3 separate regions of the Mus musculus genome follow, and all the other regions are linked to region 3. The links are chromatin contacts, found by Hi-C or POLR2A ChIA-PET in ENCODE. All regions are on one chromosome and are shown on one strand. The core of a region is the stretch at or near the end of the contact, and the rest is flanking DNA. Distances in the headings are between cores, read along the strand shown. Region 1 has its middle 14 kb from the start of Ltc4s. Region 2 holds the start of Canx (calnexin). Region 3 holds the start of Maml1 (mastermind like transcriptional coactivator 1).

Region 1 (4,467 bases), core at 1,653-4,152, 40 kb after region 3:
ACACACACCGCTATGCCCAGATGATAATCACCTCTCATAATTAAATTATTCAGCCACAAGCATTTTGTTACAGGAACAGAAAATGAACTAAGAACTCATAAGCCTAGAAACAGGAACGGGAACACAAGGCACTGTAGGACACTGCCTGTAGGAGCCAGTCTGAATGACCACCATTGCTAGATTGGAGGGAGGGAGGGCTTAGAGACATAGTAGCCCTCTGCTCTGATACAAAATTTGCCACCTTGGCAGAGCCCCCAGCAAGCAGTAGCATCAGGCTTGGCTCGTGGAAGCTTTGAGAAAGCCACCATCCTTCCAGAGGAAAGTCACAATGCAAAAGTAACTGAGGTGTAGGGAGAGGAGGCAGACACTAGAGATGAAGTTACTGTGGGAGGAGTGTTCAGTCTTGTTGGGCCCAAATTCACCAGCCAGGTACATCCAAGAGGACTCATGGGAAGCCAGCCTGGGCCTCTGCAAAGCTGTGTGCTCCTCCTATGACCAGCCTGCCAGTAGCAGAGGTGCCCTGATAGCAAGGAAGATTCTGGATCATAGAGGAATGGGGCCAGGAGGCAGCTCAAGAGCTCCCAGAAGCCAGACCAGTTCAATTATCCTAAGCCCATGGGAGGCTGAGCCAGAAGAATCCCCGCCAATTCTAGGTCAGCCTGGGCTACATAGAGCTTGTCTCAAAAACAAAAAGCAAACACAGGTACTTTGGTGAACTCCTCATCCTGTGTGTGCAGCCTGGAGGGGTAGCCTGCAGTTCCTGCCCTGTGCAGGTCTGGGGAGATGTCAACAGATGGGGGTGGGATACAGCTAGCTCCCATCTAAGATGCTCAACTTGTGACTGCTCTGCTCCTCCACGGCGTGAATGCGATGTGCAGAGGAGGGGCTGCTCCAGGATCTGAGCTTGGGTGTCTTCCCAGTCCTCCCACACACAGCACTGCCTTCTCCCGATGCTTGGCACTGATGCAAGTGCAACTCAAAGGTGCTGCGGCATCCACGGAAAGAGCCGCGGAGGCTCCGCATCTTTGCTGTCGCCGAGCTGGCTATGTGCATAATAAATACATATCATAAAATTTAAAAAAAAACCAAAATACTCAAAAAGGGACACATGGAGTCTGACCCGTGCAGCACATATCTAGACTCTAGCACTCAAAAGGAAGGCCAGGAGTCCGAGGCCAGTTTGAGACAGCACAAAGGAATGACGGGAAGGAGGGAGGGAAGAAAAGGAAGAGTTTAAAAAGGAAACATGGGGAGTGGGTAGTTGGCTCAGTGATAAAGATCATTGGCTGCTCTTTCAGAGAATCCGGTGTCAGTTCCCAGCACCCACATGGCAGCTCACAACCCTCTGTCACTCCAGTTCTAGGAGATCCAACACTCTTCTGACTGGTGGCATCTGGCACACATGTGATGCACATACATACATGGGAGCAAAACACTCAAATCTTAAGACAGAAAAGATGGCACTGGAGCAGTAACAGGAGTGGAGAGAGAATCCAGGAGAGCCGGGGGCAGCTGGAACACTACTGACCTGGCACCATGGCAACCCTGGAAGAGCTGCAGCTGCCACAGCCAGCTGCAAACACCATCACCACTGCTATGAGAAACAAGGCTGATTGATACCAGGTAGCCACCAGCTAACACCAATTCCAGTCTCAAGCCTACAGTGGCAAGCAGCACTAGCCCACATGTCCTGAAGTCTGCAGTGCCAGGTGACAGGGACAAATGGTTATCTATCTCAACAAGGTTTTATGAACAATAGAACTGTTTGAAGTAAGAAGCAGATATGAAGGCCACACATGATGGCACTCCCCTTTGATCCCAGCACTTAAGAGGCACAGGTAGGTGGATCTCTGCTAGTTCAGGCCGGTGTAGTCTACACAGTGAAACCGTGTCTCAAGAACAACAAAACCGACAGCCCCGAGAAGTACCTCCAAACTAAGGACTGGAAATGGATTCAGAGGCAGCCAATGTTACAAGCCCTCACGGAGGGACACTCCACAGCTGTACACACAGCAAAGAGAACCACTTAGACACTATCTGCTCCCTAGAGGTTCTTCACAAAGTCACCAGCAGACAGTTGGGGAGGGGGTGGTAGAACACTCCTGAAGGACAGGCCCAACCACGCCATCCCTATTGCAGGGGAAGATTGCCACCATAAAGTAGGAAAAAACTGCACAGACCAGTTTCCACCCCCCTCTACCAGGAGAGTGATGGAGGCTGCTAACAACCACAGTGCAGGACAGGAGGGTCGGCCAGTGAGACAGCGCGTATACAGTTACAGACCAGAATTCCACAAAGCCTTCCTTGCCAAAGACAGCCTAGAGAGGATGGCAGTAAAAGTGAAAGGCCCAACCAAGGTCAGCAGGCGACTCAACCTCAGCATCCACAACTTCGTCTGCCCACAGATCCCAGGGAACCCCAAACCACAAAGGGCAAAGACAGAAGCCGCTGACCCACCAGCTGAGAGTCCGACCCCCACCTCCGACCCCTGAGGCTGAGCAAGACGAGGCTGAGCAGAAGCTGGCCTAACACACACCTCAGCCATCATCTGATTTAGTGATCTAAGAAGAGATTCCTCAAAGAGAAGCGGATTCCTCAAAGCTGTCCTTTAAGTGTCACACACACTGAGGATAGCTGTTGAGAAGGCTGATCTGACTCCATGACAGGCTTCACACTGGCAGTTCAGGAGACAAGGCCTAACTCTGTTTCCAAGAACTGAGCAAGTCCAGGCAAGTCCCAGGCCTCAGAAGCTGCCCTGGCCTGAGGCAAGGACAACGGGTCAGCAGCAGTTTCCAGACTTCCCCAGAAACAGTTTTCCAGCCCCCATGGCCTGGTAATGGCTCTGGAATGTCCCTAGAGATGGAGCAAGATAAAGGTTGCTGGAATTCCCCTGATGAGCTTTAAATCAGGCCTGCGAGCTCACTTGGTTGTTTCTCTATCTTGATAATGGAGACTGCAGCATGCTGGACTTCTGCAGAATAAAACACTCTGCATTTACGTACTATTTGAGTCTGGGGTGTCATTCTTCTGTGACTAATGAACACTTATACTGTGTGCACACAACAACAACAACAACAACACTCTAAGGGTCCACACAGCTTCTCGAAGTGGTCAGAAAAAGGAAGAAGCCAAAGGGAAAGGTATCTATCTGTCCAGCTGCAGCCAGCCCGCTCCATCTGGAGCAACACACAGGCATCTGGGAATCAGTGGGGCCACAGACCCCATCCCCTAGGCTGATGGCACAACGGGATGCACTGCAGACTTATGTTACTTGACACACAAATTAGAGGTACCTGAGAGGCGGAAACCTCAACTGAGAAAATGTCCTCATAAGATCAGGCTACAGGCAAGTCTGTAGGACATTTTTTATAGTGACTAATGGGGAGGGACCAGTCCACTGTGGGCAGTGCTATCCCTGGGATGATGGTCCTGGGTTCTAGATGAAAGCAGGCTGAGCAAGCCATGTGAAGCAGGGACAGTAAGCCGCATCCCTCCATGGCCTCTGCACCAGCTTCTGCCTGGATCCTGCACTGTTTCAGTTCCCGCCCTGATTTTCTTTTGGTGATGAACAGCAATATGGAAGTGCAAGCCAATTTTGTTTCAACAACAGAAAACCTAACTAAGACATGTATGGGACAGTAGACTGCGCTACCAGACAGAAGAACAGGTTGTACCAAGTTCAGAAACCATAAAAATCTCATAATTAAGAATGCCAGGCTGGGGGGCTGGAGAGATGGCTCAGTGGTTAAGAGCACTGACTGCTCTTCCAAGGGTCCTGAGTTCAATTCCCAGCAACCACATGGTGGCTCACAACCATCTGTTATGGGACCCAATGCCCTCTTCTGGGGTGTCTGAAGACAGGTACAGTATAGTCACAAACCTAAAGTAAAAAAAAAAAAAAAAAGAAGAGAAAAGAAAAGAAAAGAAAAGAAAGAATGCCAGGCTGGGCAGTGGTGGCGCACGCCTTTAATCCCAGCATTTGGGAGGCAGAGGCAGGCGGATTTCTGAGTTTGAGGCCAGCCTGATCTACAAAGTGAGTTCCAGGACAGCCAGGGCTATACAGAGAAACCCTGTCTTGAAAAAAAAAAAAAAAAGAATGCCAGGATGCCAGGAGTTTGAACTCCAGACCAGTTTCCTGTTCTAGAGCACGTGATCACAACACCCCACTCAGAGGACCATGGTAACCAGTCACATAGCACAGAACCTAGAGTTCTCCATGCTAATGAGGTACCTAGATAGGCCCTGTGTTTAGCCAATGAGTTTCCCTTTCTGGGCATCCCTCCCTGCAAACGATACTGAATCTCTGGCTCACCCTGAGTAAGGCACATGCATCCTCATCCTCCATGAATAAAACAATTTGTACAAGCAAGGACTGTCTCCTTCATCATACAGAGCTGTGCCTAAGTCTCCCATAGACAGGCCCCTCTTCCAACCCCTCTGCACTTCTGGCACTCACTCCGAGCTAAG
Region 2 (5,023 bases), core at 1,403-3,902, 33 kb before region 3:
GCACACTCATGGAGCCCTCAAACCCACACAAATTATAATGAGAAAAGAAGGAACAAGTGCAATTAAGAGAAAAGAGGGGCTGGAGAGATGGTTCAGTGGTTAAGAGCACTGACTGCTCTTCTGGAGGTCCCGAGTTCAAATCCCAGCAACCACATGGTGGCTCACAACCATCTGTAATGTGACCTGATTCCCTCTTCTGGTGTCTGAAGACAGCTACAGTGTACTTACATATAAATAAATATGTTGTTTTGTTTTGTTTTTTTGTTTTTCGAGACAGGGTTTCTCTGTGTAGCCCTGGCTGTCCTGGAGCTCACTTTGTAGACCAGGCTGGCCTTGAACTCAGAAATCCACCTGCCTCTGCCTCCCAAGTGCTGGAATAAAATATATCTTTAAAAAACAAAAAGACAAAAGAAATAGCTCCTAATTTAAAAGGTATAATGAAGCTGGAGATGGGTGGGTTCTCAGTAATAGTTTAAGAAGCATCTCAGCGAGTGAAGATTTCTTACAAACCATCGAAACTAACTCACTCTCAAGACCATTAGGCTGTAGATTTCTTACAAGCCAGTAAGAAAAGCCTAGAATAGAAAAATTGGACAAGCTCCATGAACAGACAATTAAAAGGAATCTACATGATCAGTGCAAAATGTTTAATGAATCTGTGATAAAATAAGTTGTATTTTCTACCAATTAATTTGACAGGGCCTGATTAGTGTGTACAAAGAAATGATCAATAGTAATGTAGCCAGTGAGAAAAAAAAAACTGGGTGGAAACATGAGTACTGTTGCTTCAAGTAGGATCAAATCAAGTAAGAGAGATTGGGGATGAAGACATTGAGAAAGAATTAAGACTTAGAGACTGATGTCTAACCACTTATATTTTTGCTGACTGTTCAACACCAAGCTTCTAGAAAATTTTAGATAAGTAATAACTTGTGTTGGATGAATAAGCTATCTCTGATAAATAAGGCTCATCAATTCCTGAAGGTCTACTCAGGTTAACACTAACTGACTTGAAGGTATATGCCTAGTCTCTTTGTATTTGCTAACTTTGTTAAGGTTTAGCTGTTTGGATAAACTGAAACATAAAAGAAACTTGTAATATTCTATAATGACACACCATGAACAGACCAGAAGACTGACGTTCCCAGTCTCTTTGTGGACAGTATAGTTTAGAGCCATCATGTCCTCATTTTTATTAAAATTTCACATTTATTAATGTATGTATGTGAATTTGTATAGAGGTCAGAGTACAATTCAATCTCTTCTTTCACCACGTTGAGTTCTGGGAATTAAATTCAGGCCATCAGGTTTGGTGGCAAGTGTCCTTACCTGCTGAGCCATCTCCATTGCTCCCAAAACATTTTTAGTATATGGATCCCCCAAATACCTGAGAGTCACTTTTTTGCTCTTCTGTACAATTTTCTCATCTCAAGAACTTCCTTCCAACTCCACCTACAGAAAATTTGCATATCTATGAGGTCCAGTTCAAGTCTTTGTCAGTTTAGACAGAAAAGTTCTGCCTCAACTCCTCTACTCCTTCAGTACTGACATATTTTAACACCTCTCTGCAGAAGTCGATTTTTTGGCTTTCTTAAATTCAAGGCCATCTTGGGTAACACAAGCCAGAACTCAACCTAAGTAAATTTAGAATTTTTTTTTAAATTATGTGTACTGCCTGTGCCAAGCTGGCTTCAAATTTTCATTTTGAACATGCTCTTTATAAGGCAAATAAGGAAAGCAATTTCTCTTCTTTAAAATTAGGGAGAGAGAATTGGCGGTTACTAAATTGACCCAAACATCAAATCCTTACTGCCTTTCTCTTGGGGTGGCAGGAACAAAGCTCGTTTCACATGTAGAAAAACCTGCTGTTTCTTTCCACATTATTCAAAGCTTTGGGTCACCAAATACAACCCGAGGCGATCAGGATTCTCAAGGATCTAGCCAAATCCTTAGCCACTTCAATCTTACAGCGTTATCAGCATATTGAAAAACGAGTGGGTTATGAAAAGGCTATTTTAAATCTGCACATGGCATCACCCTTTTCCTCAACTCTGTCGCTTAGGTATGTCTGATTTTAACGACTAAAATCAGGAAACAGCACGGGCACATGGGAAAGTGACTCCATGTGGCTTGATTGTGAATCTAGGTAGTGTTTTGTTAGGTAAAGAGGTCTCAGGCTCCTGAGCTCAGGGCGATGACTCCGCAGGAAAGGCGGTGTCTGCTACCCAGAGGGATTTCACTCACTGCGCAAGCACACCGCCCGACCTCTCACCATTTGTGATGAAGGCCATAGGTCCCAGGCGGGGTTGGGACAGAGTTCCTAACTCAATGGGTCGGAAAGCCGTCTTCTGGATGTCCAACACACCCGCCCTGAGGGACTAGGGCGACCCACGCGAGAACGCGTGCCAGATCCGTCCGCCCTCCGCGGCGCGCGCCCGCCCGTTTGGTGACGGCCCGCCTTCCTCCTTCATACCCAATCAGCAACCACTTCCTGCCTCGCTATTGACCAATCACCACGCTCCACGAAGAATAGCCCTAGGGGGCGTATGGGAAGGCGCTTCGAGCGATGGCTGTATCTACCAATAAATTCTTAGATCTTGCGCAAAGGGGCGGGATCTGACGTTCGTTTTAGCCACTCAGGAACGAGGGGCGGACGCGGGGTTGGGCTTCGTGCGGTGGGGCTCGCTCGCGCGGCGGCCGTAGCCGAGGCCTCTTAGTTCTGCGGCACGTGACGGTCGGGCCGCCTCTGCCGCTGTCTCCACTGCAGCACGGGGCCGGGTGTGCGGGTGGGAGAAGGTGAGGGAGCCGCCAGTGGTCCCCGGGAGGCTCGAGGTGAGACGGGAAGCGTGTGCGGGGATCTCAGGCCCGGGACGAGCCTTGGGGGACTGGGCGAGCGGCGCCGTGGCGGAGGGGGTCGGGCGTGGCTGTAGGCTCGACGACTGAGGGGTCGGGCGGGCTTTCGAATGGCGCAGGCCTGGGCGGACGCGCAGGGCAGTGAGGAGAGCGGCCGGGTTAGAGAGGCTAGCCTGGGCAGCGCCGCCGGGGTCGGGAGGCGTGGCAGGTGTCCTGGGGTTTCCCTTGACCTCTGAGAAAGCTAACAACTTCCTACGGCTTTGCTTCTAGAGCTTTCTTAGGCCCTGGCCAGGCCCACCCAGAGGTGGGCTGAGTAATCCGGTACAGGTGTGGTATTAGAATTCGGCCTAGTAGGTAGCCCAAATAGCAGGGAAAGGTGAAGTAAATCCAGAGATAAGCGTTACAGATTAGAAAATAACTTGCCCAAAGGGAAGACTGGACCATAGCATCCTGATGAGGGAGTAGAATGTACTAGAACGTGTACCGCTTGAGAAACTTAAGGCTTAACTATTAAAGCACCTGCCTATTCGGTGGTGGATAGATAGTAATCCAGTGTGGGTGTTCACAGGACCTTAAGAGCAGGAGATACAAGCGAAAGTTCAGTTAGTGAGGGGAGGAAACTGAGGCCTAGAAGTTTGAAATGACTGGCCCAAGGTCATACAGGTAGTTCTAGTCATCCAGTTGGGATTGTAACTGAGCACTAGACCGTTTGGGTTAAAAGTCCTGGTTCAAGCACCTAACTGCAATTAATCGGGGGAGTGGGAATTTGGGAGATTTTTTTTTTCTACTTTAGGGCTCAGTCCCCAGGAGTAGACAGAATGACTGATGGGCCTTGTATTGAATTCCGAGGGAATGGGAATGAGAAATTGGATGTGTAGTAAAGGTTCAGTGGGTAGGAATCGAACTGGCTTCTTGAAATCCGAATGCCTTGGTCATTACACTGATACACTAATGTTTATATTGAAGGCCTGTGTGCCAAGACCTGAGGACACATTGATGACACTTTGTGTATTAACTGCTGGTCATGACACTAGTGATTGCATTGCTAGTTGTGTGAAGTTAAACCAAACTGAATACTAAAAGCTTGGCAAAGTTGAGCTACAGTCTCTTTACCCTTCAGAAATGGAAGAATCTGCCTGTTTTTTAAAAATAATTTGCCCTCCCACCCCTTTAAAGGGGGACAAGTTGGGTTACCTTAAAAATCTTTGTATATTTTCCAGTAACCTTTGAAAGGGCATGAACAGAATCAATTCTCATGTTGTACTTATACTGTAATTAAGCTTACAGGCCAGGCAGGGGTACACTACAGGTGAGCCAGGCCCTGAAGAACTGTATATAGTAGTGAGCCATTCACAATAGGAGTTTACCGAACTGTCTGTGAATGGGTGTCACCTCCTTGCTATCTTAACTCAACAGTGCAATTAACTCCTTAATCTTTCAAGAGCCACAAGGCATGTGCATCTTGACAACACACCTTGCATCCTTGTCCTGCAGAGGTCACTTGCCCAGTAAGAGAACTTTGAGGGAGTAGAGTGGCAGTTGCTAAGAATAACTGCAGAAGACTGTCCAGCATGATAACTTTAATTCCTATCCTTTAAAAATGGGAATGAAAGAAAGAAAGAAAGAAAGAAATGGGGATGAGTGTGCTACTTGCTTTGCCTTTGAGAGGGCAGATACTAAGAAACTGTTTGGGAAAGTGTAAGGAAATGGACAAATAGTATTGGCAGCTCATAAAAAGTCCTAAGAAGTAATTAAAGTGCCAAAGATAGTTGTAGTCTGTATAGCTTACTGTAAAACTCATTAGGAAAATGCTTGTTAAATGCTTTGTTATTGCTACAAATGCTAGGAAAGAATTTTTAGGCTTATTTAATTTTCTGTGTATGTGTGTTTTGCCTGCATGTATGTCTGTGTACCATGTGTGTGAGACCCATCATATTGGTGCTGGGAATCAAACCTGGGTCCTCTGGAAGAGCAGCAACTATGTCTTCAGCCCTGAAATTTTTCTTTTTTCTTTTTTTTTTTTTTTAAGGAATCTAGACAATTTTTATATTGTATTCTTGTCTTTAAAAAAAATCATTTTAAGATTTATTTAGGGCTGGAGAGATATCTCATCGGTTGGGGGCACTGGCTGTTCTTCCAGAGGTCCTGAGTTCAATTCCCAGGAACCACA
Region 3 (4,380 bases), core at 442-2,941:
TCCACTTTTCAGATTGTCACACTGCTAAATGACATTATATTAAAGCCCGTGTTAAATATCTGTATCATAACACTGAATGTTTTTACTGTTTGAATAATGGTTAATTTAGTCTTTTCTCATAGGAGACCTTAATTTAGTTTTGTATTTAAGTGATGGTTTAGTCATTACCATTGTGTAAAATGGACCTCAGCCCAAAAACTTTTTCATTGCTGGCATTTGAACCAGTGCTCTACCACTGAGCTACACCCTGTCCTCCTAGATACTATTCTTTAGGATATATATATATATCTTTTAACAGCTTTTATTAGAAAAAAAGTTTCTCAGGCTTCATATTTGAGGATATTGGAAGTCATGCCCAGGATATTTTGTGTTTTAGGTTGCGTCCTGAATCCATACACTATAGAGTTTTGAAGATAACCTTGCACTTCTAACTGGGCGTAATGGTGTGATCAGAAGCAGAGGCAGGCCAGCCTCAGACAATATATTTGAGGGCAATCTGGGGTACCTGACACTACAGTTTAATGGTGGGCTGGAGAGTTGGCTCAGCAGCTAAGTACCCCACTGCTCTGCCAGAGGTCCTGAATTCCCAGCAACCACATGGTGGCTCATAATCATCAGTAATGGGATCCGATGCCCTCTTCTAGTGTGTATGTGAAGACAGCTGCAGCGTACTCATGAGGTCCTGGGTTCAGTCCTTCATCACTGCATACAAAAGCTGCTGGTTTCACTTGAGTGCTGATTGTAATGCTTGGCACTGGGAAGAAGCAGTGCTCACTTATCTTTGCCACTCCCGCCACCAAAAACTTAGAATTCCTTTTTCTTATTTTAACTCCATGTGTATAAAAACACTTGGCTGTTAGCTTTTTTTCTTTGTGATTTTAAAAATAAAACTTTAATGAACTCTAGTAAGAGGTTAAAGGGTGACATGTTTGAGTGGCTCGTGAGGTCTTCTATTGCAAAGCCTCCCAGCATCTCCTATGGCAGTTTGGGTGTCAGTAACCATCCAGAACATTTTTTGGTCCTTTCCTGGCTTTTTACCTTCGCTCACTTGCTTGCTAGTGGCATCACTGGAACCCAGTGCTTTGGATTGGATTTTGAGTGACTCAATTTTATATATCAGTCGGTTTTTAAGTGTATGCCCCTGTAGATCTAAATAACTCCAGTCCCCAGTATTGAGGCTCTTTCCCACCCTCACCCCTCCAAGTAATGAGCTATTGCTCACAGTACCAGTCAGTGATAACTATCTCTACTAGGTCGCTCAAGCTCAAAACAATTCTGATCAATTACGTGGCTGTATGTAAAGAATGAGGTCGGAAATGGCTGACCTCGAAATAGTGTGGGTGGACTAAAAAGATAGACAGCTTTGGACATCTGGGTCTTAAGGCTTCCACCTCACTCAGACTTAACCCGCGTTCCTCACGAACCCGGAAGGGACTGCTTTCAGGGGGCGGTGTTCAGAAAACGTGGCTCTTCTTGGATAGGTTCCCGTCAGTCACAGTTCACTCTCCCGCACTGAGCCCGCCTCGGGCTTCCCTCCTCGCCAGAGTGTTCAGTTTAAATACCCGAAAATTCCTGACGTGCTTGTCCCCCACGCCCTCGGGCAGCGGGTTTCCTTTGATTGGCTAGAGCTTCGGTCCATCAGCAGTGACGCAGAGTTCGCCGGCCCAGGCCCCGCCCTCTTCCGAAAGCCCCGAAAACAATTTTAAGATGGCGGCGGCAGCGGCGCGGAAAACAATGGGGCAGGGGTATAGCGGACAGGCCGAAGCCTGAGGCGGGCGGTGTTCCCCGGCCTGGAATCGGGCCGAGCGGGGCCGGAGGAAGACCCGCCGCCGCGCCCGAGCCCGCTCCACAGCCCGGCCGGACATGGCGCGGGCGTGAGGCGGATCCGGGCCGTCAGAAGCGGAGGAACCCGAAGTGGCAGCCGGCGCCGGGAGGCCCGGGCCCGGCCAGTGCCGCCCGCGGCCCATGGTGCTACCCACCTGCCCCATGGCGGAGTTCGCGCTGCCGCGGCACAGCGCGGTCATGGAGCGCCTCCGCCGGCGCATCGAACTGTGCCGGCGCCACCACAGCACCTGTGAGGCCCGCTACGAGGCTGTGTCTCCCGAGCGCCTGGAGCTCGAGCGCCAGCACACCTTTGCCCTGCACCAGCGCTGCATCCAGGCCAAGGCCAAGCGCGCCGGCAAGCACCGGCAGCCGCCGGCCGCCGCCACGGCCCCGGTTGCCGCTCCGGCCCCCGCCTCGGCCCCGGCGGCCGCGCGCCTGGACGCAGCGGACGGCCCGGAGCACGGCCGCCCGGTCGCGGTGAGTAAGGCTGGCGCCTGCCACAGCAATACTCACTCCCGAAAACGCCTCTTCCGGCGCGGATCGGGCCTTGGGGAAACTTTCCCGAGCGCCCCCATTTCTTAGTCTGGGTCCTGGGAGGTGGCTAACATGGCAGGGCGCTTGTCATCTTCCAGAAGTGGCACTGCGGTGTACTTTGGGAAAACGTCCCCTTGAGGACTTGAGTGAAATCGGGGCTGGAAAAGCAGGAGGTTAGTTGCTGGTAGGCTTTTCTCCTAAACTTAATTTCCAATTGATGAGAACTTCGTCTTGGAGCAGACCCGCGTTGGAGTTGCCTAGGATGTAGGGCGTTCTTGCACCGTAGGCCTGGCCTCGCTTAGTCTGCAGATGTTGATTGGATCTTTGCTTCGTGGAGGTTAGTTAGGGCTTTAATATGGAAATAAGTCTCCCTTCAGTTGACAGTATCCCGCGGTTTCGGAATGGAAAATTGAAAAGTCTTTGGAAGCTTCGGTAAACGGAGTTGCTTAAAAGGCATTCGTTTTCCCCCAACCCCCGCAAAAGGGAACTTTGGAATTTGTGAACGCCTGATTCCTGCTATATTATTGACAGTTCCAAAATTAACCTACTAAGCCTGTTAAAAACCTCTGATAATATTAATAGTTGTTGAACGGGGGAAATGACGTTACTTGTTGGTCAGCTGTGCCCTTTGGTTTTTAGTAGCTAATCCCGAGATTTATTGGTTAGAAGTTTTGCCTCCCTGAAACTGATTTATAAACCGGAAACCTGTGTGGAGGGGCGGGGGAGGGGAATGGGTGTTACAAAATTCTTGGTAGTTTAAAAGTAAAATTTTACAACACTTAAGTTGTTTGGTAATTCTAATTTATGTCTTCATTGTCTCTCACTTGGGCCGTTGTTAAAACTCTTCCCTAACTGGTGGTTAGTCTTTCAGTCACTTAATACCCTTCCTCTTGAAATGTTAGAAACCCTTCTGTTGCTGGAGGGAATTAGGTTTAATCTTCGGTTGGCTTTCGGAGCCAGCCGGAGCTAGCCTGTCTTTTCATGTGCCCCACAGGGCTATTGCTTTCCTTCCTTCCCACACTATCCCCGCTGCGAGACCACACGGCAGAACACACCGGTTCTGACCCAGCTGCTCGAGTCTTCTCATCCTCACTTTCCCGCCTGTAAATCGAGGGTATGTTGTGCGCCTTACAAGGTTTCTTGAAGCAATCAAATGAGTATGAGGTTAGGTGTGGTTGATTCCTGCCCAGAGGTAGGAAGGAGGAAAGAAGAAATGACAGTGGATGTGATGTGAACAAATTTCTCAAACTAAACGGCTGCTTGCAGGATCTTTCTCAACATTTTCAGAATCCTGCCGTCCTTCCAGCCACAGCCTACCTTCATCTGCAGTTAGTGAAAAACCAGCCCACAGCAGAATCTCCTCTCTCAATACAGTTATGAAGTATATGTATATGTGTGTGTGTATGTATGTATGTGTACATGTTTCTGGTTTGGTTTGGTTTTACTTCTTTTTTGTTTTTTGGTTTTTTTTTTTCAAGACAGAGTTTCACTGTACTCTCTCTCTGGAACTCACTCTGTAACCTCAGACTCAGAGAGATCCACCTGCCTCTGCCTCTGGAGGGCTGGAATTAAAGGGGTACACCACCACTGCCCAACTTACACCCTTTGTTTTTAGCACATAGTCACATATTACTTCAACCATACTGTGTCTTGCCAAGTAGACTGTAAGCTTTGGAGCCTGAAAAGGCTTGGGCTAAGTCCCATTCATATTTTAGGCCATCCATATACTTGTTGAGTGATTGATAACCAACTTGGGTGTGCTTTACCCAAAATGACTTTAACTAACATCTTTCTTGAAAGATCTCCACCTTTCCCCCAGTCCCTGTTGGGGGATTGAGCCTAAGACATTGTAATTATTGGTTGTCTTAGTTGGAATTTCTATTGCTATGAAGAGACACCATGACCACAGCAGCTTTTCTAAAGGAAAACATTTGATTGAGACTGTTTTATAGTTCAGAGGTTTAGTCCATTTTCACAGCGGGAAGCATGATGGCATGCAGGCAGAGCTGGTGCCGGAGAGGA

The links. A loop is a pair of places that touch in the nucleus more often than their neighbours do. ChIA-PET counts read pairs that join two places held with the same protein, here RNA polymerase II (POLR2A).
Region 1: POLR2A ChIA-PET joins it to region 3 with 11 read pairs in embryonic stem cell. The contact joins the enhancer-like site here to the promoter of Maml1 in region 3. A Hi-C loop is called at or near these places in 1 of 37 maps with a recorded cell type or tissue (left cerebral cortex). POLR2A ChIA-PET finds 5 or more read pairs at or near these places in 3 of 5 experiments (all embryonic stem cell).
Region 2: a map of left cerebral cortex shows a loop between it and region 3 (3-fold over the local background). The contact joins the promoter of Canx here to the promoter of Maml1 in region 3. A Hi-C loop is called at or near these places in 6 of 37 maps with a recorded cell type or tissue (gastrocnemius, heart and left cerebral cortex). POLR2A ChIA-PET finds 5 or more read pairs at or near these places in 4 of 5 experiments (Patski and embryonic stem cell).

The regions. Positions count from the first base shown.
Region 1 is chr11:50,250,651-50,255,117 of GRCm38, reverse strand. No RefSeq gene overlaps it. Among named protein-coding and RNA genes, the nearest start is that of Ltc4s, 14 kb to the right of the region's middle. Within about 2 kb of position 2,902, at least 1 of the 3 ENCODE cell types and tissues checked has a DNase peak (open chromatin) inside an H3K27ac peak, as active enhancers do.
Region 2 is chr11:50,323,302-50,328,324 of GRCm38, reverse strand. It overlaps Canx (calnexin), which reads left to right and starts at 2,652. Exons shown (of 15, transcript NM_007597.3): 1 at 2,652-2,832. Gm46280 (a long non-coding RNA gene) reads right to left here and starts at 2,573. Exons shown (of 2, transcript XR_001780205.2): 1 at 2,273-2,573; 2 at 1,169-1,452.
Region 3 is chr11:50,289,647-50,294,026 of GRCm38, reverse strand. Maml1 (mastermind like transcriptional coactivator 1) reads left to right here and starts at 1,691. Exons shown (of 5, transcript NM_175334.3): 1 at 1,691-2,301. The coding sequence starts at 1,966. It overlaps Canx (calnexin), which reads left to right. Exons shown (of 15, transcript NM_007597.3): 15 at 1-70.